3 separate regions of the Mus musculus genome follow, and regions 1 and 3 are each linked to region 2. Evidence: chromatin loops called from intact Hi-C (ENCODE). Cell type or tissue: heart. All regions are shown on one strand. Links, peaks and the distances in the headings refer to the core of each region. The heading gives the core; the rest is flanking DNA.

Evidence for each region. A loop is a pair of places that touch in the nucleus more often than their neighbours do. Peaks named below come from ENCODE experiments on the same cell type or tissue, not always from the same donor. Only the 100,000 strongest peaks of a DNase experiment are listed, where the experiment ranks them.
Region 1: it touches region 2 in a loop (5-fold over the local background); 7 of 42 quality-filtered maps call a loop at or near these places.
Region 3: it touches region 2 in a loop (2.8-fold over the local background); 22 of 42 quality-filtered maps call a loop at or near these places.

What each region holds. Positions count from the first base shown.
Region 1 is chr15:97,185,239-97,192,151 of GRCm38, reverse strand. Gm33253 (a long non-coding RNA gene) reads right to left here. Exons shown (of 4, transcript XR_003951518.1): 3 at 3,788-4,044; 4 at 1,614-1,983. It overlaps Gm33205 (a long non-coding RNA gene), which reads left to right. Exons shown (of 4, transcript XR_875636.1): 4 at 4,334-4,737. Among named protein-coding and RNA genes, the nearest start is that of Gm33253, 5.7 kb to the right of the region's middle. In heart, for the core only: CTCF peaks have their summits at 4,139 (motif pointing right) and 5,874; no DNase peak of the experiment used is centred there; H3K27ac peaks cover 247 bases.
Region 2 is chr15:97,132,207-97,139,119 of GRCm38, reverse strand. No RefSeq gene overlaps it. Among named protein-coding and RNA genes, the nearest start is that of Gm33149, 27 kb to the left of the region's middle. In heart, for the core only: a CTCF peak has its summit at 3,642 (motif pointing right); no DNase peak of the experiment used is centred there; H3K27ac peaks cover 1,220 bases.
Region 3 is chr15:96,950,172-96,957,084 of GRCm38, reverse strand. No RefSeq gene overlaps it. Among named protein-coding and RNA genes, the nearest start is that of Gm32840, 91 kb to the left of the region's middle. In heart, for the core only: CTCF peaks have their summits at 3,475 (motif pointing right) and 5,134 (motif pointing left); no DNase peak of the experiment used is centred there; H3K4me3 peaks cover 960 bases; H3K27ac peaks cover 890 bases.

The DNA of each region.
Region 1 (6,913 bases), core at 1,203-6,202, 53 kb before region 2:
TGAGACAGGATTTCTCTGTGTAGCCCTGGATGTCCTGGAACTTGCTCTGTAGATCAGGCTGACCTTGAACTCATAGAGATCCACCTGTCTCTGCCTCTGCCTCCCTTGTGCTGGGATTAATACAGCTAGAAAAGTATGAAAGAGGCCACAGTAGAGTTCAAGGTATTCAAAGAGGCCTGTGGGGGAGGGGGAGGAGAGATGTTGGCAATGCTGAGTGTCACTGCAGATGTTTAGATAAAATGATAGCCTAGCTGGAGAGCCACCGCATGACCATGGCCAAGCTCAGGGTCGTGTCAGGCAGCAAATTGAGATGATCTAGAGAGAAATAGGTTGCAGAATGTGGAGGCGAAGTGCAGGACCAATCTGGATGGATGGATAGACAGATGGACAGATGGAAGCTTGAGTGGGCTGTGTCCAGCCGTGGCATCTGCTGTACCCTTTGTTGGTCTTGTGTTTTTAGTTAGCCCTGGGCCTAGTTTTTGTTGTTTTCAAGTGTTTTTAGTACACTCATGTGCTCACATGTTCCCAGTCTACTTTGGTGTCGTCTATGTGGAAACATTTTACTGCTAGGAATACACTCCTCTTCATTCTGAGCCTTGTGAGTGATGCTGGATGAAGGGTGGCTTCTAGGTAGATGCACAATGAGGTGCATCCCGCCTTTGCATCTGCACTCAAAATGGAGCCAGATGCTGTTTTAGAAAATGGACTCTCTCAGGTCAAGGTACAGCAAGAAAGCTAACGTTATACACACTAGGGAGTGACTTACAGCAGGGCACAGACTGAAGGAATGTTTAAAAACTAGGAACAGTGGAAGGAGGGAAAAGGATACAGTGGTGGAAGGGGGAGGCAGGGGAATGGGAGGAAGGGGCAGGATGTGTGTGTGTGTGTGTGTGTGTGTGTGTGTGTGTGTGTGTGTGTATTTGTGTTATTTGTAACCCTGTGTGGGACGATTTATATAGGTCTTGGGCCCCAAGTGGAAGACAAATACTTCATCTTTGGCTGCAACAGAACTTTCATTGCTTAAGAAGCCAATAACCAGTGAAAATTGCTCTCTTAGAGACAACTGATGGAGTTAGGTGACAGAAGAGATAGTTTGAAAAACTCACTTAAATTCAAGTTTGGGGACTCTTGACTCTGCTCAGAGATTTCTCTTTCTTATAAGGTCTAAACAGATCAAAAGATAGACGTATCTTGTCAGTTTCCCCAACTCCTAATTATGTGTCTTTCTTTCCTCGTAGCTTTGTCTAACCTCAAGAATGATAAGTGTTGAAACAAGTAATTGATCACCCTCTAAAAGCATCTCTGACTTCCGCGCACTGTAGCATAGTGTCACAGCCCTGGCACAGGCAGTGAGGGGTGTGCTGGAGCTGGTTAAGGAGCCAGTCATGACAGCAAACATGTGTGTCTAACTCTGTTCAGTGACCTTGAGGGGACACACTGACTTGGACACAGGAGGAGGAAGCATTACACATACATTGACCAGTCAGAGTTGCCCTGCTCCCTCAGAGTTGCCCCTCCCCTACACGATTTTACTTACCAGCATGCCATTGATTGCACATCAAGGATCCTTTGGCTCCCCCCACCCGCACCTCGCCTCCCCATGTTCTCTAAGTGTTTTCGGGTGGCAGTATTGGACAACGAGGTTTGGACCACTGGAGAAGTCAAATGGTTTTGAATGTTGCATCAATACAAAAAAAAAAAATCGGTGCGATCGTATAAAACTGCTTATCTTTACAATTTTTGATTTACAAAAACGGCCATACTGTATATCTCATATATAGTCTGATCTAATAAAGAAGTTCAAGTTAACAGGAAAACGTAATATCAGCAACTCCTGGAAATAGACCTCTCTGTCACAGGGAGGAACCCAGAGTCAGCATCCGTTGAGAGACCCCTGTCCTTCCGCAGCTGACCTTTGCTCTCATGCTCTCTGAGTCAGGGTCACAAATGTCCGATGTGCTCTCCAGAGATGGGACCTTTGACCTGGGCAAAACAGTAGGAAAGACAAAGGGTTTATTCTTTGCTTTTATCCATGTTAACCAGGAGGCAAACTTTCTGCTTGTTTGTTTTTTGTTGTTTGGTTTTAGGGTTTTTTGTTTGTTTTGATTTTTTTATTGTTGTTGTTGTTTTTGCATATCTTCACCCAAGAATACTGGATGGGCTTAGTCCAGAGACAATCCATCCCTGGCCCCAGGGTTGGCGTCTGCTTGGCCAGGGAGGAAGAGACTTGAGCAGCTGGCTACTTGCAAGGATTTGATCTTCAGAATACTTTCAACAAACTCTACCCAATTATTCTCTGGTTGCAATGTATCAATGCATTCTGGGCTATTTATGATCTTTTAAGCCAGTGGCTTAGCATGGTGCTGAGCTAGTATGTAGCTTAGAAAAGCATGCAGTACAAATGAACACACTTTATAAATTGTACATGATAACAACAGAGAACTTTATCCTTGAGGTCTCAACCTTCAAACTTGGGCCATTGTATGGCACAGCGCTCGTGTCAGGTAAAATTACTAACCTGATATCTTGGTCTAACGGACATTGGTAACGGACATTGGTTAAAACTGCTGTACGGTAATGCATGTTATAAGACATTCTGGATGTTGGTCATTGGGAGGAAACCTGAAGGAGTAAATATGCCCGAATGGTGATATCTACATCCTTTAAAAACCCTGGCAAAGCATGTATCTACCTCAGCATTTAAAGATCATGTTTCCCCAGTGATTGTAAGCCTGGCTTCTGCCACATCAGCAGGTCAGCCATTACTGACCCAATCGATAGCATGTCCAGGTTAACTGCTGTGGATGCTCTGCCCACCTGATGGCTTCATTGCTGCAACTAGGAAAAGTCCGCTTGGCTCCCCGGCTCCTGAGTGCGTGTCATTGAGAATCACACACAGTGTGTGCATCCGGTACATGGCTTTAAGGTACTTTCGGCCACATCTGTGAACAGGGCCTTCGGAATCAGACACTTAGGTCTTACTCAGGAGTGGGTCTTACTTAACTCCAGACACTTCACTTGTCAAAGGCTCTCTGCCAGTTTGCTGACAAGATCAAAGGGGGCAAAGCATCAGAGTGTTTCCCCTCCCCCATATTAAGAATGTGAGTGACAGGTTCTGGTCTCCCTTTCTCAGCGTCTACTTAAAGGCAAGTCTCCTGCAACAATTGCATACGTGACAATGGTTCCTTCATAATCATGATTGCAACATCTGTCATGGTAAGAGTGACACAGTGTCTGCTCTGTGTCTGGGCGAGCATGCGGCCACCCATTCTTATGCCCGTTCTCCATATTATCTTTACATGGCCGCTGCGCACGATTTTGTGGTTTTGTCCTCGCATACAGCCGCTGTGCCTTCCCTCATACACTGTCTGTGAAAGACCACGGAGCTGCGGAAGGAAGCCCCTCCCCCTTTACGTAGCGATGGAAAAGCAGGGCTCTGAAGGCCAGTCTATAACTAAGCAGCACAAATGGCTCTCATTTATCTCTGTCTTTATTGAGTATTCAGTACTAAACGTCAATATATAGGAGCGTGTGAAAATAGGTATAGATCCGCAAAGGGTCAATTAAAGTGACAAACGCACCGTCCTTCACACCCTGCTCCTTGACAAATACAAGATCATCACTTTTAACTTTAACTTTAAGCAAGCAGAAAGCTCAGAGACACACCTTGGTTCTTTAGCATAGAGCATATCTATTTAAAGAGTAGATCTGTGGGGACCTAAAAGTATCCTTTCAGATCAAGAATAAAGCTAACTATAATTTACGTGTAGTGTCAAACACATTTTACCGTATTTAGGCTTTAGGTAAACTGCTGGTGTGCAGGTGATTTGTGCCTTCTGTATGATCACCCAACGAATACGTTGACTTGTTCTGATCTTTCATTCTTCAATTATATTGACTAAGTAAGGATTTCTGTGGCTCGCTGGTAAATTTTTGGATGATTCCACATTTTGCCATTGTCTGTGTTATACAACAGTCTGATCCCCATGTCCTTCCAAAGAGAGCTCATTGGATCGTTGAAAGCCTCTTCTACCCCAACAAAGCCTAAGGAAAAAATAAAAAATAAAAAAAATAAAAAAAATAAAAAATTAAATCATGCAACATACCCACTAGATGGCGCACTAACAACAGTGATTCTCCAGCATGGGGGGACCAAAAATCAAATTTTTGAAATCTACAGAAAATTAAAACAGTAGATAGAGTGAATGTACTATTATGTTGTTTTTAAATTATTTTTTTAAATGTGGCTTATGCGTACAAGTGTGTGTGTATGTGTGTTTTTATGTGTTCTAAACTCAGAAGTTCTTCCTGTTTGCTCCACAAACATTTTAAGGACGAAGCCCCTACATCTCTATTACGGAGCAAGTGCAAGTGTCGGAAGGTTGACTGTGGAGCCTGCAAGATTATGGCTCAGAAGGAGAAGGCACTCATCTCCAAACCGGACAACCCGAATTCAATGCTCAGAACCCACAAGCCAGAAGGAGGGAAGCAACCTTGCAAGTTGTCCTCTGACTTGCACACGTGCGCTATATCACACACACACACACACACACACACACACACACACACACACACACACACTAAATAAAAGAATTAAAGACTAAAGTTGACTGCAGATGTGAATTTCTATGAAGCAAATTTCCTTTTCCCGTTGATCCCTATTATAAAGTCAAAGATTCCTCCCCGCTTGGCCCCCTAAAAATAGGGAATGTTGATCAAGATGTAATAAATTGTCATGGAGAACAGTGACAAATCTTTTGTATTGACTTATTTGAAAGGAAATTGTATTTTTTTTGACATGTTAAAAAAGGTGTCAAAATGTCACCCTCGAGTGCTGTGTGGTGAAGATTAATTTATGGTTGGTGCAATGTCATACAGGCCTAGAGAAGTAAATGACATTTTCTCTGCACTGAATAGATGGGTGATAATCACTGAGTTGCCGACTGTTGTGCCAAAATGAGTCCCAGCAGTCATGGCGGCAGGGGTGGGGTAGGGGGTGGGGTGAGGGATCAGGGGGTGTGCCGGGGAATTTAGAGACAGATGGTAAGGGTCAGAAGAAAGGAGAAGAATCAAGAACTTCACAGGCAGGAATGAACATGGATGGCAGTCCACCATCCCCAGCAATGTTCTGAAAGTCCACCACAGCAGTCGCACACTGACTGACGGGAACTGGAAAGGCTGTGAGGGTTTCATGAAGAGTCCTTAGTGACGCCACGGCTCCTTTTTAAAATCATGAATTTCCTTATTAGGAAGGCACGTGGGACTGATGCTTCTTTCAAGGTCTAATTCATGGCTAACTCAAAGTAAAATTCTTAACTAGTAGGCACGAATCTTCCTCTAATAGCTACCTGCCTTTGTCTACCTATTTTCCTCTCCCAGAGACGTGATTTCTAACTACGACAAGCCTGCTCGCTGTCCTGGGTGTGGTTCATTTCTTTCTCCCTTTGTACTTTGCTATAGCAAAGATGGCAGACTGTCTTTCTGACAACACACACAAATCTCAACCTGTTTTTCTAAGCCCAGCCCTCCCTTACAACCAGATGGGGCTCTGAGTAATTCTTGTCAGTGGAATGTGACTTGAAGTAATGGCACGCTCTCTGGGCTTTCGCCCTTTGCAGCTGCAGGGGCATCCTGGATGATCTTAGAGGCCCCATAGAGAAAGTCCTAGAGACTCCCACTTTAGAGTTTCAAATGACAGTATGGGTAAGGGTCTTCCTCCATCTCCACCCCTCTTTTGCCATGCAGCCAGAAAGCCTTGTTTTGGATTTTATGTGAGTGAGAAATGAACTTTTATTTTGCTAAGACCTGGGCTTCAGTTTGCCTCCAGTTTCAGACCAATCATCTGCACCCCACATCCCAAGGAACTGGCTGGGCACCAGGAGGAGCTCGCGGCTTTTGATAGGGTTGAAGGAAGGCAGCGGGCAAGCGAGGTTAAAGGGGGACTCCATGTGAGGCTGACACAACCCATAAACCCGTGAGGGAACGGGTTAGGTTTCATAAACGAAGTTTGATACAAAAGATTTTTTTCAAAGCTTTGTGTGAAGAGCTTTTGGGGCTGCCTTCTAGGAATTTGGCAGGAATTTTGACATCGGGATAGCACAAGGAAGTAGGCTCAAGATGAATCCTGCTGAGGTCTATGTCCTTTTATCTGGATGGGTCTTGTTAAGACTCTGAGTACAGTAATCGTGGGACCTTTGTTTATGCCTTGCTTGTTCCTTAGCTACTCTGTTTATGTCTTAGGACTGACTATATTTTTTGTATGTACCTAGAATGGTATAAAATCAGACTGGAATAAAATAAAATAAAATATAAAAAAAATAAAATAAACCCACTTCAGCCTCAGCGTGGTTGGAGCCATGTTATAGCGTTGTCTAATTGGCTTTTTCTTTTCAATCCTCACTCCCTCCCTGGAGACCCAGTTGACTGACTGAGCTGGCTTGGTCAGGTTTGTTTTTATTTTCGTGTGTAAGTCTGTTTACACTGTGTGTGTGCCCTTTGGGGGCCTGGAGGGTGTTAGATTCCCTGGAGTAGTGGGTGCTGGGAACCAAACTCTTATTATCTGGCAGAACATTGAGCACTCTTGAACATGGAGCCATCTCTCCAGACTGCAAATTTGGGGTTTTACACGCATCCACACCAGATGAAAATTTCAAACCGTATTTAAAATTTTTTCTTCCTTTCTACTCTCAGGTTTCCATGTCAGCCCCCTATACCTCCAGATCTGTTTTAGATTTTGCATTGTGTTCCAGTGTACATCTGCTTAAAACACATTTCCTTCTATAAATATGATTCTAAAAGTAGATTCTTCAAACTCAGGAGAGATTATATTTGAAAGAAGCAGGGATTTGGGTCTTTCTGGAGTCCCCGTATCTTCCAGGCTCCCTTTGTGTCCAACGTGGATGCCACGTCTATT
Region 2 (6,913 bases), core at 1,062-6,061:
GAGTTTTAGTTAACTCGCTGGGACAGCAAATCAGTCAAAGGCTAAGGTACTGAGAAGGACAAAAGTCCATTCACAGACGACACAGCATCCACATAGAAAAGTCAAGGCATGGGGTATTGTAACTCAGCGAAAGAAACTCGTCTTTACACAGAAGACCGTGGGCTCAATCCCAACACAAACAAACAAACAAACAAAACCAACCAACCAACAAAACGTCAGGCAGGAGGAAGGAGGAGACAGGAAAAAAGGAGGGGAGGAGAAGGAAAAGAGAAAGAAAAGGAGAAGAGAATTCCAGGAGGGACTTTCCTATTTAATTTGAGGAATGTTAATAACCCTAGTATCTCCATTATTGATAATGAGATCCTGTTAGTCAATCAGGCATCTTCTAAATTCAGCGCTTCCTAATCGATACCAGCTAAATGAGCAAGGCAAGTCAATGACTGACGCTGCTGTTTCACGGCAGTCAGAATCTGCTGAGTAACTTATTCTACCTAATAACTGCAGCTCATGGTAACTGAGAACTTGGGAAGTGCCAAGAATAGGGCTAGTATTTGCGGTGGTTTGGATAAGAATGGCTCATATACTTGCATGCTTAGTCACCAGGGAGTGGCACTCTTCCATAGGATTAGAAGGTATGGCTTTGTTGGAGGAAGTGTGGTATTGTGGGTGTGCCTTGGGGTTTCAAAAACCATGCCAGGTTCTGTCTCTCTCTCTCTCTCTCTCTCCCTGCTTCCCTCTGTGTGAGTGTGTGCTTGTGAAACAGAGTGTGACTCTCGGCTACTGCTTCAGCTCCATGTGTGCCACAATGCTTCCTGCCATGATGATAATGAACTAATCTCTCTGAAACTGTAAGCCAGACCCCAATTCAATACTTCCTTTTGTAAGAGTTGCCTTGGTCATGGTGTCTCTTCCCAGCAAAAGAACATTGACTAAGACAGTCTCATCAGTAGTACTAGCAAGTGCAGCTTATCTGTTGAGGAAACAGAGATTACTAGGGGTGAAATAAACAATAGAAAGACACAGGTCCAACACTGGTGGGACAGGATGTAGAGGAATTTTAATCCAGGAACATGGCTGCTCTAATCACATCCAAAGACCTAGGTCTGTGTGATCTATTGGAATTTAATGTCACATGCCTTTCATCCCCCTGGCTGGAATATAGACATGCCTTTACTACACACCATTAAGGTAAGGTTAGTTTATAGAAGGAAGCAGCCATGTTTGAAAGTGATTTCTAATCGAGGGGCAGACAAAGTGATGGATCAGAGAAGGACTTGGCAGAGTCAGAGAAGGGATATGCCCATTTCTCGTGAGAACAGACAGGAAAGAGCTAGCTCAAGAGGGGAGCATGGAAAAGAGGGGGAGAGAGGCAGTTTTTACGGGGACAGTTTTACAGAGACAGGTTCCAGATGAAGACAGAAGGAGCCAGAGAAGGATCCAGAAGATTAGAACAGATTGCCAGAGTTAGTTTGAGGCCAAGCAGAGCAATTTAGTGAGAAGCCAAGAGAAGCCAGATTGAATCAGTCATCTTGGAGGGGAGTTTGAGCCAGAGCAGTTGAGTTGAACCAGCCAGCCAGAGTTCAGAAAGGGCAAGCTTACTCATCAGCCAGCCTCTAAGATGACAATCACACCAGGGATGTACAAGTGACTGTTACAGCAGGGATTTGAGTTCTGGCACGTGATGCCTGGATCCGTTTGTAAGCCTGTCTTCACACAGCTTCAACACAGTAGTAGGAGCCCAGCAACCTCTGCATCACATAGGTAAAGCTTTCTATTCCAGTGACCATCGAATGGTCCTGTGAAAGAGATGCCCGTTCAGCTCCTATAACCTTCTGTTCAAGAATGACTCGCACTTTGCATACTCGGATTACCTAGAAAAATCCAGAACGTTAGAGAAAAGTGATGAACTAATCTGCCTAAGTTGATTTGAAAATGAGGGTAAAGAATGTGATTTTTTTCATGCTTTACATTTATATTTAAATCTGTGGCCAACTTTGAGTCTCTTTCTTTTTTCCTCTACTTCTCTTTCCTCATATTCCTGCCTCCTCTTTTGAGATAAGGTCTCCTTCTATAGCCAAGGCTGGCCAAGACCTCATTATGTTGCCAACATTGGCCTTGAAATCATGGTCATCCCCCTGCCTCAGTCTCCCAAGTTCTAAGATTAGAGTCATTAACTAGCACAGGGGAGTTCTTTATTTTGGAAGAAGACACAATCCCACACAGTTCTTAGAAATACGTATATTGTTTGCAGATGTGTAACCCATCACAGGATGGTCCAGTGGTCAAGGAAGAAGACGACTGTCTAACTAGAGCCATTACTGGAGTTGTTGGGAGAACTCACTGTTGGGATAATATTGTGCACCGTGTAAACACCGTCTTTGTATTATTCAAATGCTGATCTCTCTGTTGGCAGAGGGCCAAGTACAAGCTGACTTTGGTGTCGTTATTAATATGGCTGCATCATATTTTGTAAACCCACCCTCTCTCACCTTCTGACTGGTTTATCAAAAAGCTGACGGCCTGTAACAAAAACAGGAAATAGAAGGTGGGACTTCCTGGAAGAGAGGGGAACTCTGGGAGAGAGTCAGGCCCGGGAGGATTCATCAAGAAGATGGAGAAGAAGCTGCAGGCCTGGAAGGAAGGAGAGGTAGCTAACCAGTTACATGGTGAGACTTAGATTAGCATAAACGGAATAGTTGAGCTCCGAGCCAGCTGGAAACAAACCTAACTTCAGGCCTAGGCATTCATAAATAAATATATGTCTCTGTGTCATTATTTGGAAGCTGGCAGTCCCAAAGCAAGTCCTGTTACAAGTGCTGTTGGAGATAGTGTGTGTGTGTGTGTGTGTGTGTGTGTGTGTGTGTGTGTGTGACTATGTATATCAAACTTCCTGAATTTTTTAGTCTTACCCTCCCAGACCTGCCCAAACCTCCTTTGAGTTGATAAGGACAAATATTGTCCGATGCTGATGTTATTTTGAGTTTTATAGAAAGTCCTGCCTAACAATTTGAACTAGGCTGTGCGTGTTTCCATTTGGTTGCTAGGCTGCATTCTGGGTCACTTCCCAGCAGCCTAGGTGACAGCTCTTCATGGGACACCTGAATAGCTGTAAGGTGATGAACTGTGAGATATCACATGATACACAGCCTTTAAAATAGGCAGTGTGACATAATGCACCCGCTGTGACCCAGGTTGTGGTGGAAAGTATCTGGAAGAGGAAAAATGAGATTCCGATGGCTGAAAGATAGCCAGTTTAGAATCTAGGCAGGGGTAGGGAAGACGAAGGCCAAGGAAGCTTTCTACACTCCCACCCGTCCCCCAGGGACAGTTCTGAAGCCCTACACTGTCCTGTAATGTGCCACAGACAGAAGCAATACAAGAGAAATGGAACTAGGGCTTGCTAAAGACATCAGAGCCCCAGGAAATCTCCTGGCCGAGAAGTTGGACAGATCTCTTGACACTTATTCTTTGTTTCCAGAATCTTCCACGTCTATCTCAAAAGTTTCATTGATCACCTTGCCCTTCTTTTCCAGATAATAGTACAGGCTTTCCCCGCCCGAGATCAGGCCAGCAATTTGGCTGCCCCGCGTCTTTCCAAATTGACTGCGTGGGAAACGCAATTTACTTCCTCCTCCAACAGTAGGTGGCAGCACTAACCTTGTTCATTAGGTTCCCGCATCTGTAAAAGCAAGCCGAATTTGCTCAGTGGCAACAGTTTAAGGTCAGGCCTTATTTAAAATGTAAAGAAGATAGGCAAGTAGGCAAGTAACTTAAAAACCCGACTAATCACTTAGCAATTAAGAGACTGGAGACACTGCCCACATTTACACTCATTGAAATGTGAAGCAGAAACCTGACTCATTTTTATTATTTTTTCTTCTTCACTGGAGTCTCAGGCAAAGCTGGCAGCCAGTAGAGCATTTCTGAAGAAAATAAGTGCTTGAAGTCAGATATGAGAATTTGTATTTTATTATGTGAAATTTACATCTCAAGCCCCCGACAGCTCAACATTTTGAAATCACACTTATTTACTTGTGCATGGGGGTGGGGGAGGGGACTCATGGGGGGGGGGAGGTCAGAGAACAACTTTCAGAAAGGGGTTCTCTTTTAACAGATTTCCCTTTTTAAGAGCAGCCTTAGGTCAAGAGCAAAATTGAGAGAAAAGTGCAGAGAGAAGCCCATGTGTCCTCTGGACATCTCCAAACTACAACCATCCACACAGAGTTTCTGCCTGCTGCTGGTGCTCAACATGACTAGTTAATCAGCTTCACACGTCCGTAGTTTACCTTGGTCTTCACCTGGAACTGTACGTTCTGGGAGTTTGGAACTAGAGCTAAAGCGGTGTTTTCTCCTATGCTGCGTACAGAGTACCACCACTGTCCTATATGTCTCCACTCACTCCCCACCCACTCCCTCCAACCTCTCCACTACTGAATGTTCTGCCTTCTCTGTAACTTGGTCCTGCCACTGGTGGGGGGGGGGGTCTTACAGTGTTTCTTGTTATGTGATTGGTTGTTTCCCTCGTCAAAGAACCTCTAAGTTTCCCCCACTTGCTTCCTTGTCAAGACGGTTCATTTTCCTCACTGCCGAGTACAAGCCCTTGTCTGGATGGGCCACAATCTACTCTCCCACTGACCTGAAGGATGCTTGGTTCCTTCCAAGTTCTGGATCAGATATAAAGCTGCTATCAGCATCTGTGGGTGGGCATATGTTCCCGGGTCATTTGAGTACATGTAAAAGCCTGGTTACTGTAACGTGGTGGTGTGTTTAGTTTTGTTGGAAGCTACCAAACCATCTCCATAGTTCATGGCGTTTCAGGGCCCCAGCAATAGGTGAGACCTGCTGCTCTCACCTCTAGAATTGGGTATTGGGGTTGGTCAGGGCTGCAGAGGACCCTGGTTCAAATCCCAGCACCCATTCATTTTCTTATGGGTGACATTTAAGAGTCCTTAGCAGAGTCGTGTCAATAAGATAAACACCTCTAGTGCTCACCCCCTTCCACAAGGATAGCCAAAGAGAAGAATAAACTACCACATTCCGACAAAACAACTAAAGAGAGTATGGCGTACATCAGGGGACTGGACATCGGCACCTTGGACATTGGGACCCTGCACACTGACAGGGTGGTCATTATGGACTCTCTGTAGAACTCATGGGTGGTTGGCCCAGCACAGAAAACTACCTGGATTCTATGAGCCCCAGTGTCCCCAAAGGAGGACTTGGTGGCTGTGCCCTGCTTTCCATGGACAGTGTGGTGTCTCTGAGGTGACATCTTGGAACCAGAACTGCTGTTAATGCGCTGTCCTCTGGAGACAGGAACCATGGCATACCTCCACCACTGAGAATTTGCCACCATGGGTGCACCCCCACCTGGAGGGGGCAGTATTCTTACCACAAACCACTACTTCACCATCTTGCTGGGACTAAGCTTCACAGTCACTGCCCCGTCCCTTCCCAGACTCTGTCATTTCTTCCTGCCTTAGATACAATAGTGCCCAGCAGTGACAGTCTCCGAATGTAATAGTGGACTTACTCACTTCTGTGTAATTCTGCCACCATTGCTTGCCTAGCTTAGCATTCTATCGTTAGGCAACTACACATAAATTGTTACATATTCTTCATGAACTGACCCCCTGTCATTTCTCAGTGCTGCCTTCGTCCCTAATTAATATGGAGCTGTAGAGCACATTTGAAAATTTATCTCCACTTACTCTTTCTCTGGCTTTCTTTATATCCAAGTGTATTACTTGTGTGCTTTTCTTTCCTTCCTTCCTTCCTTCTTTCTTTCTTTCTTTCTTTCTCTTTCTTTCTTCCTTTCTCTCCTTTTTCCCTTGGCTTTTGAGATAAGATCTCTCTACACAGCCCTGGCTGTCCTGGAACTCACTGTGTAGACAAAGATCACCCCAAATTCAGAGAGATTCCCCTGCCTCTGCCTCCCAAGTGCCGAAGTTAAAGGTGTGTGCCGCCATGCCTGGTGATTCTTCTTCTTCCTCTTCGTCTTTAAAGATTTATTTATTATTATTATACATAAGTTCACTGTAGCTGACTTCAGACACACCAGAAGAGAGCATCAGATCTCATTATGGGTGGTTGTGAGCCACCATGTGGTTGCTGGGATTTGAACTCAGGACCTTCGGAAGAGCAGTCAGTGCCCTTACCCGCTGAGTCATCTCACCAGCCCCCAATTTTCCTTCTTCTTCTTCTTCTTCTTCTTCTTCTTCTTCTTCTTCTTCTTCTTCTTCTTCTTCTTCTTCTTCTTCTTCTTCTTCTTCTTCTTCTTCTTCTTCTTTTTCCGAGACAGGGTTTCTCTGTGTAGCCCTGGCTGTCCTGGAACTCACTCTGTAGACCAGGCTGGCCTCGAACTCAGAAATCCGCCTGCCTCTGCCTCCCAAGTGCTGGGATTAAAGGCGTGGGCAACCACGCCCGGCGATTTTCCTTCTTCTTAAACAACTGATTTTGAACATTTCTTGGAAGGTGAGCTCACTAGACAGCATGCCCCTCACTATTTGTCTGAGAAAGTCTTCATTTTTCCCTGGTTTTGAGTGATGGATTTACAAGGTACTTGATTCTAGGCTGATAAAGCCTTTTCCCTCAATGGCCCACGGTATTCTTGCTTCCAAGATTTCTAGAAGCAATACGTAATTTTTACCTTTGTTCTCTTTTGTAGAAGAGACAGTGGGCCACCTCTATGTAAATGCTGGGGGCGGGGGGGGGGCACACAGCTGTAAAAACATCTCCTGCAGGAGGACCTAATTGAGGACTGTCTGAGGGACCCAGGATTGCTGGTGCAGACAAAGCCAGACAACTGGAAACTGCTATTTAGAAGAGATGCTTTTTTGGGACCAATGGGGCATGGGTGGAGGGTATTAAAGGAGCTTGCAGCAGTGCTCAGATGAGCTTGCTGTAGCATTTC
Region 3 (6,913 bases), core at 620-5,619, 180 kb after region 2:
GCCAAAGTAGAGTTAAAGTATTAATCCGCTTAACAAATGCCGAACAGGTGAGTGAGAGAACAAGGAAGCCTTAGGAGAGTGGGGGCAAGCCAAGGGCTCAGAACAAAAGCCCAGTATCTTCAGTGACCCATTAATGTCCCAGTCTGCATCCTTATCTTAGAGGCCATGTAACTGTGGGAGGCAATTTCTATACACAGGTGACCTTCTCTTTAGGTCTGGTGCTCTTGGAGGTAGAAAGGGCAGAGACAGGAAATGCCAACACCCCAGGAATGATGAGGGAGCTAGAGGCTGACAGCGCCAGAGTTAGGAAAGTCTGCCTGACAGAAGCTGGTAACTCAGTTGTTGTGGTTTCTTACTGATTGTAACTTAGGGAAAAACCTCATCATTGCAATGATTCATGGATTGAGTCATTTAAAAATATGTGGAAAAATGTATACAGACGGTTTGTGACAAATTTAGAAAGGTTAACAGACCACGTGTAGAGATAGATAGATAGATAGATAGATAGATAGATAGATACATACATACATACATACATACATACATACATACATAGAAAGATAGATACATAGAAAGATACATAGATAGATACATAGTTGGATAGATATATAGATACATAGAAACATAGGTAGATACATAAATACATAGTTGGATAAATAGATACATAGTTAAATACATACATAGAAACATAGAGATATATAGATATATAGTTGGATAGATATATAGTTGGATAGATAGTTAGTTAGTTAGATAGATAGATAGATAGATAGATAGATAGATAGATGATACATACATAGGTTCATAGATAGGTACATAATACATAGATAAGTAAGAGATACATTGACATAGTTCATATATTCATATACATGACAGAGGGAGTCTCTGGATACTTACAAACATATTTTTGTCCTCCTAGGGAAGAGAAAGAATAGTTGAAGACTAAAACAGGCTGTGGTAGGGTTGCCAAGCTTCAAAGAAAACAGAAGGGTTGGGCAATGCCAGTGCACTAAGATAACCTTATTAGGGCCCTTGGGAAGACTACTAGAATAAAACTACCTGAAGTGCAAAATTAAAGTGTTACTCTCCTTTGATCGTTATTGGCTCTTGTTAATGGCCAGGCATCTCAACTCTTCTTGCTTTAATTCACCCTTAACTTCTTTTTTTTCTCTCTTATACCATACTGTATGTATGTTTATACAAAACCTTATTCACATTTACCATACCATGTGACCTCAGCACACTCGTACTACTGGGTGTGTCATCCATCGGTCCCTACTGGATGCCGTCACTAAGAACACATGTTGGGCAATACCGCCCCACCTTGTCTGATGGTTTGATGGTTTGGGCTTTGCAAGTCCAAACCTAAAGAATCCAAACACTACCCATGAGATTCTTCTTCCAGAACACGGACATTTGACTAAATACGTTTGGGAAAGGGGTGGGATTCATACTGTTGTTTTAAATTAGCACTCACCGGTAAGATTGTGAACTTTTCCTAAACTGGTCTATTGACACAAATGATTTGTAAACTATTGCTATTGTTTACCAGAATTAAAAACACACAGCATTTCCATTTCTGCGCTGTATATGTACTATTAGGTAGGATGCAGAAGGAGATACACCCAAGTCAGCTCATCACAGCGCTCTGGAAAATACATGAACATGCAAACCAAGTTCAACTGCCCATTGACTAGATAGTGGATTCATAAAATGATAACAGTAAATAAAAAAATTCCGTGTAGCAATGAGAATGAACCCACTGTGTTTCATATGACAAACATACGTCTTATAACATAATGCTGAACATCAGAAGTGCCCAACAAGAAATGCACATTGAATCATTTCATTCACATAAATGCCATGGAGAGACAAGCTAGTTGATAAATATTAATCCACCGTGATATATCAAGGGCAGTGCTGGCAAGAGACCCAAGGCAGTGCCCAGGAGGAAGCACACAGGGTTTCTTGGGTATTTTACTAGATTTTCCTTTTCTTAAAAAAAAAATGCTGGGCAGTAATTTGATGGGTATTTGCCTTCGGACAGCTCAATGACCTGTAAAATTGTATAGAGTGTTTTGTGTTCTCAAAACAACATTTTAAAGACATAACGGGGCCAGTGAGATGGCTCAATGGGTACTGATGACCAAACCCAATGGCCTCATTCCATCCCCAGACTTACATCGTGGAAAGGGAAAAATCAAGTCCTGTAGATTGCCCTCTGATCCCCTGCACACACACCATGGTGCATACCTACCCACACACATAAATAAATATGGGAATATAAAAATAGGAAAGAAGCCAAGAATCAGCGTGATGTTTCTTATGCACAGAGAGGGTGTCATATAGAAATGTCCCAATATTTCAAGGTTAAAATTCAACTCTAAAGAGTCAGACTTGGAATGAAAAAGTTTCAGAGATAACTTAAGCCGGTGGTTCTCAACCTCTGTGTTTCGCAATGAAAATATTATGCCTGGGGTCACCACAACATGAGGAACTGTGTTGAAAGGTCTCAGTATTAGGAAGGTTGTAAACCACTGGCTTAGGCTTATATACTTCCGTTTATGTGTGTACAAGGGACATTTAAGGATAGTCTAAGTCAGTTTTTAAGAGATCTGTTAGTAAATGCACATTTAAAATGCTAACCATCAAGAAGGCAGAGCGACATAACTTAATTGGCAGGCTCGGTCTTAGTTGTAAGTAAAGTTATAGCATGTTTTACAATAAATGCCTTCGTAGATTAGATGCTACATAATGCTATTAAAGATGTTCTTTGTAAGTCAAACATATCTAACCAGAGGGTTTTGGTTGCGGTGGCACTGAGGAGTTGGCTCAAGCACGCAGATTTATCTGCCTCTGAGTCCCTATGATGTTTCAAAGCTCGGCAATCCTTTACTTGTAACTAAGCAAAGGTGACAGATAAAGGTGACAGATAAACGAAAAAGCCAAACAAAGGAGCGTAGAGTTGGCCTGGAGAGAGAGCTGTGCCCGTCTTTGCAAGCTCGCCCGTGGCCGTTGTTCATCAGGGCTCTACCTGCGTGGGCTAATTACGAGCACTGGTTATGACAGTCGGCGGCGCAGCAGCTGTAGCTTCCGTCTCCCACGGTGTTTCTGTGTTATCCGTGTGCTTGTGCTCCTGCACTGCCACGCCACGAGACGCCAAGCCAAGGAGAGTCCTCTCTAGCACCCAACAAATGTTAAAACTGGAATAGTCGGTCACCGAAGTCCCTGAAGGACACACCCTCATACTGTGAGCACCAGATTTAGTTGTGGATGCAGGACGGCTCAGCTTGCCTTACCAAAGATGCCAAGGAGCCTCAGGACCTCCCAATCTCAGTCCACATTCATTGACTGCTTTCTACAAACACTGAGCTGAAATATTTTTTCCCAGGGCTGCGGTTCTGGCGCCCTGTTCTTTGTCTTCCACGGATACTCGGCTTGCAGCTGCCTCAGCTCCGTTTGACCCCCGCAAGCACTTCCGGACATCTCCAGCAGGTGGCTCAGCTACGCTCGGTAACTTGTCCATTCTCAGTGATTACTAAGGCAGTCTCCTGCCTCCTACCCTATGTGCGCTTCATCAGCCAAGGGCACCCTCACCGGCACTGTCCTCTGATCGATCCGACCCTCTGGGGTTTCCAGGCTTCTCTAGAGAAAAGGAGCCTTGTCTCTTTTGAGACTATGTCTGTTAAAGTCCTATTCAGTCCAAACTGTTGGCACGCTAATGTCTCAGAGCTGAAAGCGATCTCTTTCGGGCTTTAGTCTGCCCCACCACCACACTGCACCTGTTTAGTCATCTATCCTATGGGGACTATGACTTTCCCCTTTGTCTCAATCGAGCCTCTGAAACCTCCCCTCTCCCCAGCTTTGGAACTCTGCAAGCAAAAGTTTCCTTGGTGTCACCAAACTGTCTCCTCAGTCAGTCGTACAAATGTCTCCTACAAATGCCCTGGATGGGGTGCTTGATTTTAAACCTGACATTTCAACTTGGATGGTTTGTGTGAAGTCTCAAAATGTCCATGAGCATTTCAAGGTTAGGTAGTTTGCTGGTGGCCTAGCCTATGAATGCCTGGCTACTGTAGGGAAGTCAGGACTGGCCCTAGAGTGGAGCAGGCTCGGTGGTACTTCCCTGGTCCACCAAAAGCAGGAGGGCAGGACTGTGGGCTTGCTCAGCCACTTTGGAAGTAACATTATCCAGTTAGCTCCGGTTTTGCGCCACCTTCTGTGTCTAGGCTTTCCCAGCACAAGCCTACTCACGAGGTGGTTGCTAGTTTTTCTTCTTAAGCCAAACCATTAATGTTTATCAGACCGATATTTTAAATTACTGCATCTGCCTTTATGCCTGGCTCTCCTGGGAGCCTTCACAAGCCTACAGAGCTCAGCGGGCATGCCCGGGCTTGTGCAGATTTCACGAGTGTTTACACTAAGGAAAATGCTGTCCTGGGTGAAAGACAGGCACAGCAGGTGACCTCTCTCCTTGGCTTTTTATGAAGAGTCGTGTCCCTTAACTATTAAATTTAAAAGGCATCATTTTGTGTTGGAAATCCATTAAATAGTGGAGGACACCATGGGTGTGAGAGAAACCATACAAAGAGGGCAGTTTATTTGATGCACACGGGGTCATCTTATGAGAATGAAGGTTTTTTGTTCCTTGTTTTGTTTTTTTTTTGTTTGTTTGTTTGGTTTTTTTTTTTTGGGAGATGCATATATTTTCAGGTAAATCTCTGCTCTGGGCAATTTCTCACGGAGGAGACATGTAATGAATAAAACAGTAGCGTTTATGTGGTTTTGAAATTGCTCAGACAAGCAGTTATTTATTTACTTTGTGAGTTAAACACCTGCTTCTGGATTGAGGCAGGCAGGGGCTTCCCTGAGGGGACTCGGGGGTCTTGGGGTGGGGCGGCTAGGAATGAGCCTTCCTTCTAATGCTGCTCGGCATTCTAGGACAACTGATCACAGCTCGCTTCAGTGGGTGAGGGCCAGAAAGCAAATTACACAAATCTGTCCGCTAAACCCATTAAGTCCAGAAATTAAATAAGAATTAGGCTCGGTAAATAGAGAAAGGAGGGCTTACTTTAAGTTGATTGAATCTTCTAGCAAGGCATAGTCAAGTCAGCTGACCCTCTAAGCCCCCTCTACTGGCAACTGTCAGAACTGTGTGGCTTGAAAAAACAGATTTTGAAGTGGCCTTGCTGGGGTGTTCGTTATGTGTTGTTATTTTGAGAATTCAAATCTTTCCCTTTTAATTTCAGCCATAGTTTTTGCATGATTATCTTGATCTCATAATTTCTGCTTAGGTTCTGGAAAGGGAATGAATAATTCATCTCTGACTTACAATTCTTGAAACTAATTATTGGGGGGAGGGGGAAAGATAAGAATTTTAAAGAGATTGCCCAGGAGTAGGCTAATAAGTCACTTAGGTTTCTGCTCTGTTTTGTTTTGATAATTTGGCCTGCTCAGTTAACTAACATTCATTGGTTCTTTAATCCCGACAATATTCACCCGAGGAAATCAAACAGCTTTTACATGCATGTCTCTGGTCCAATATGTACTTCCCTTCCCTTCCCTTCCCTTCTTCCCTTCCCTTCCCTTCCCTTCCCTTCCCTTCCCTTCCCTTCCCTTCTTCCCTTCTTCCCTTCTTCCCTTCTTCCCTTCCCTTCCCTTCCCTTCCCTTCCCTTCCCTTCCCTTCTTCCCTTCCCTTCCCTTCCCTTCCCTTCTTCCCTTCCCTTCTTCCCTTCCCTTCTTCCCTTCCCTTCCCCTCCCTTCCCTTCCCTTCCCTTCTTCCCTTCTTCCCTTCTTCCCTTCTTCCCTTCCCTTCCCTTCCCTTCCCTTCCCTTCCCTTCCCTTCCCTTCCCTTCCCTTCCCTTTCCTTCCCTTCCCTTCTTCCCTTCCCTTCCCTTCCCTTCTTCCCTTCCCTTCTTCCCTTCCCTTCTTCCCTTCCCTTCTTCCCTTCCCTTCCCTTCCCTTCCCTTCCCTTCCCTTCCCTTCCCTTCCCTTCCCTTCCCTTCCCTTCCCTTCCCTTCCCTTCCCTTCCCTTCCCTTCCCTTCCTCAGCCTCTGCCTCTGGATTTCCCAACCGCCCCTGTACCTGCTGCCCATTGCTCCCCCCCCATACCTGCCCATTGCTCTCCCCCAACCCCTGTACCTGCCCATTGCCCTCGGGGGAGACTCTGCATTTCTTTCCCGCCCAGGCCAGCCAGCACCACTTGCTTCTGAGTCTACAGTTTAGCATCTTACCTAATTGTCTTAGTGAGTAAGCGAAGTCTTGATACCAGGCCATAAACAGTTTGCCAACCAGCTACCTTCTTGGGGCACTGGAGATAACTTCGTGAGCATGGTGTATGTTTCGGAGGCTTGGAGAACGCTCCATTTTCAAACAGCCCATGGCCTGCAGTTGCCATACCAGACCTGTGAGGACTGTGAGAACTGACCGAGTCAGCTTCACTGCAGCACCCAGCTCCGAGGGCCTCTGGCATTTCCTTGGCTTCGTGTAGCAGGGTGCAGCCAGCCTCTTCTGCTTCATGTGACCCAGAGGACACAAACAAGGCCATTCATTGAAAAGCCCAAACCTCAGTGTGGCTTTCCTCCCCACACCAGCATGCCTGGCAGGTTGTCTTCTCGGAGACTCTTCTCAATCTCTCTCCTGCCACTACAAATACCCCAACTTTGAAAGTTAGCTAGGAGAAGGTTGGGGGGAAAGGGAGCAAGGATGGGGGACAGGGGCTCCTTAGTTTCAAAAACATTTCTGGGATTAGTTTTTTATGATATAGCTTTCACTAAAAGAGGTTATTTTCCTAGGTGGACTATTGGAACTAACTCTGTTACTCATTTCAACATCACACACACCTTTATTGCTCTCAAATTATAGTTGAACTGAATATATGTGTGTCTCTGTGTGTGTGTATGTTTGTTTGTGTGT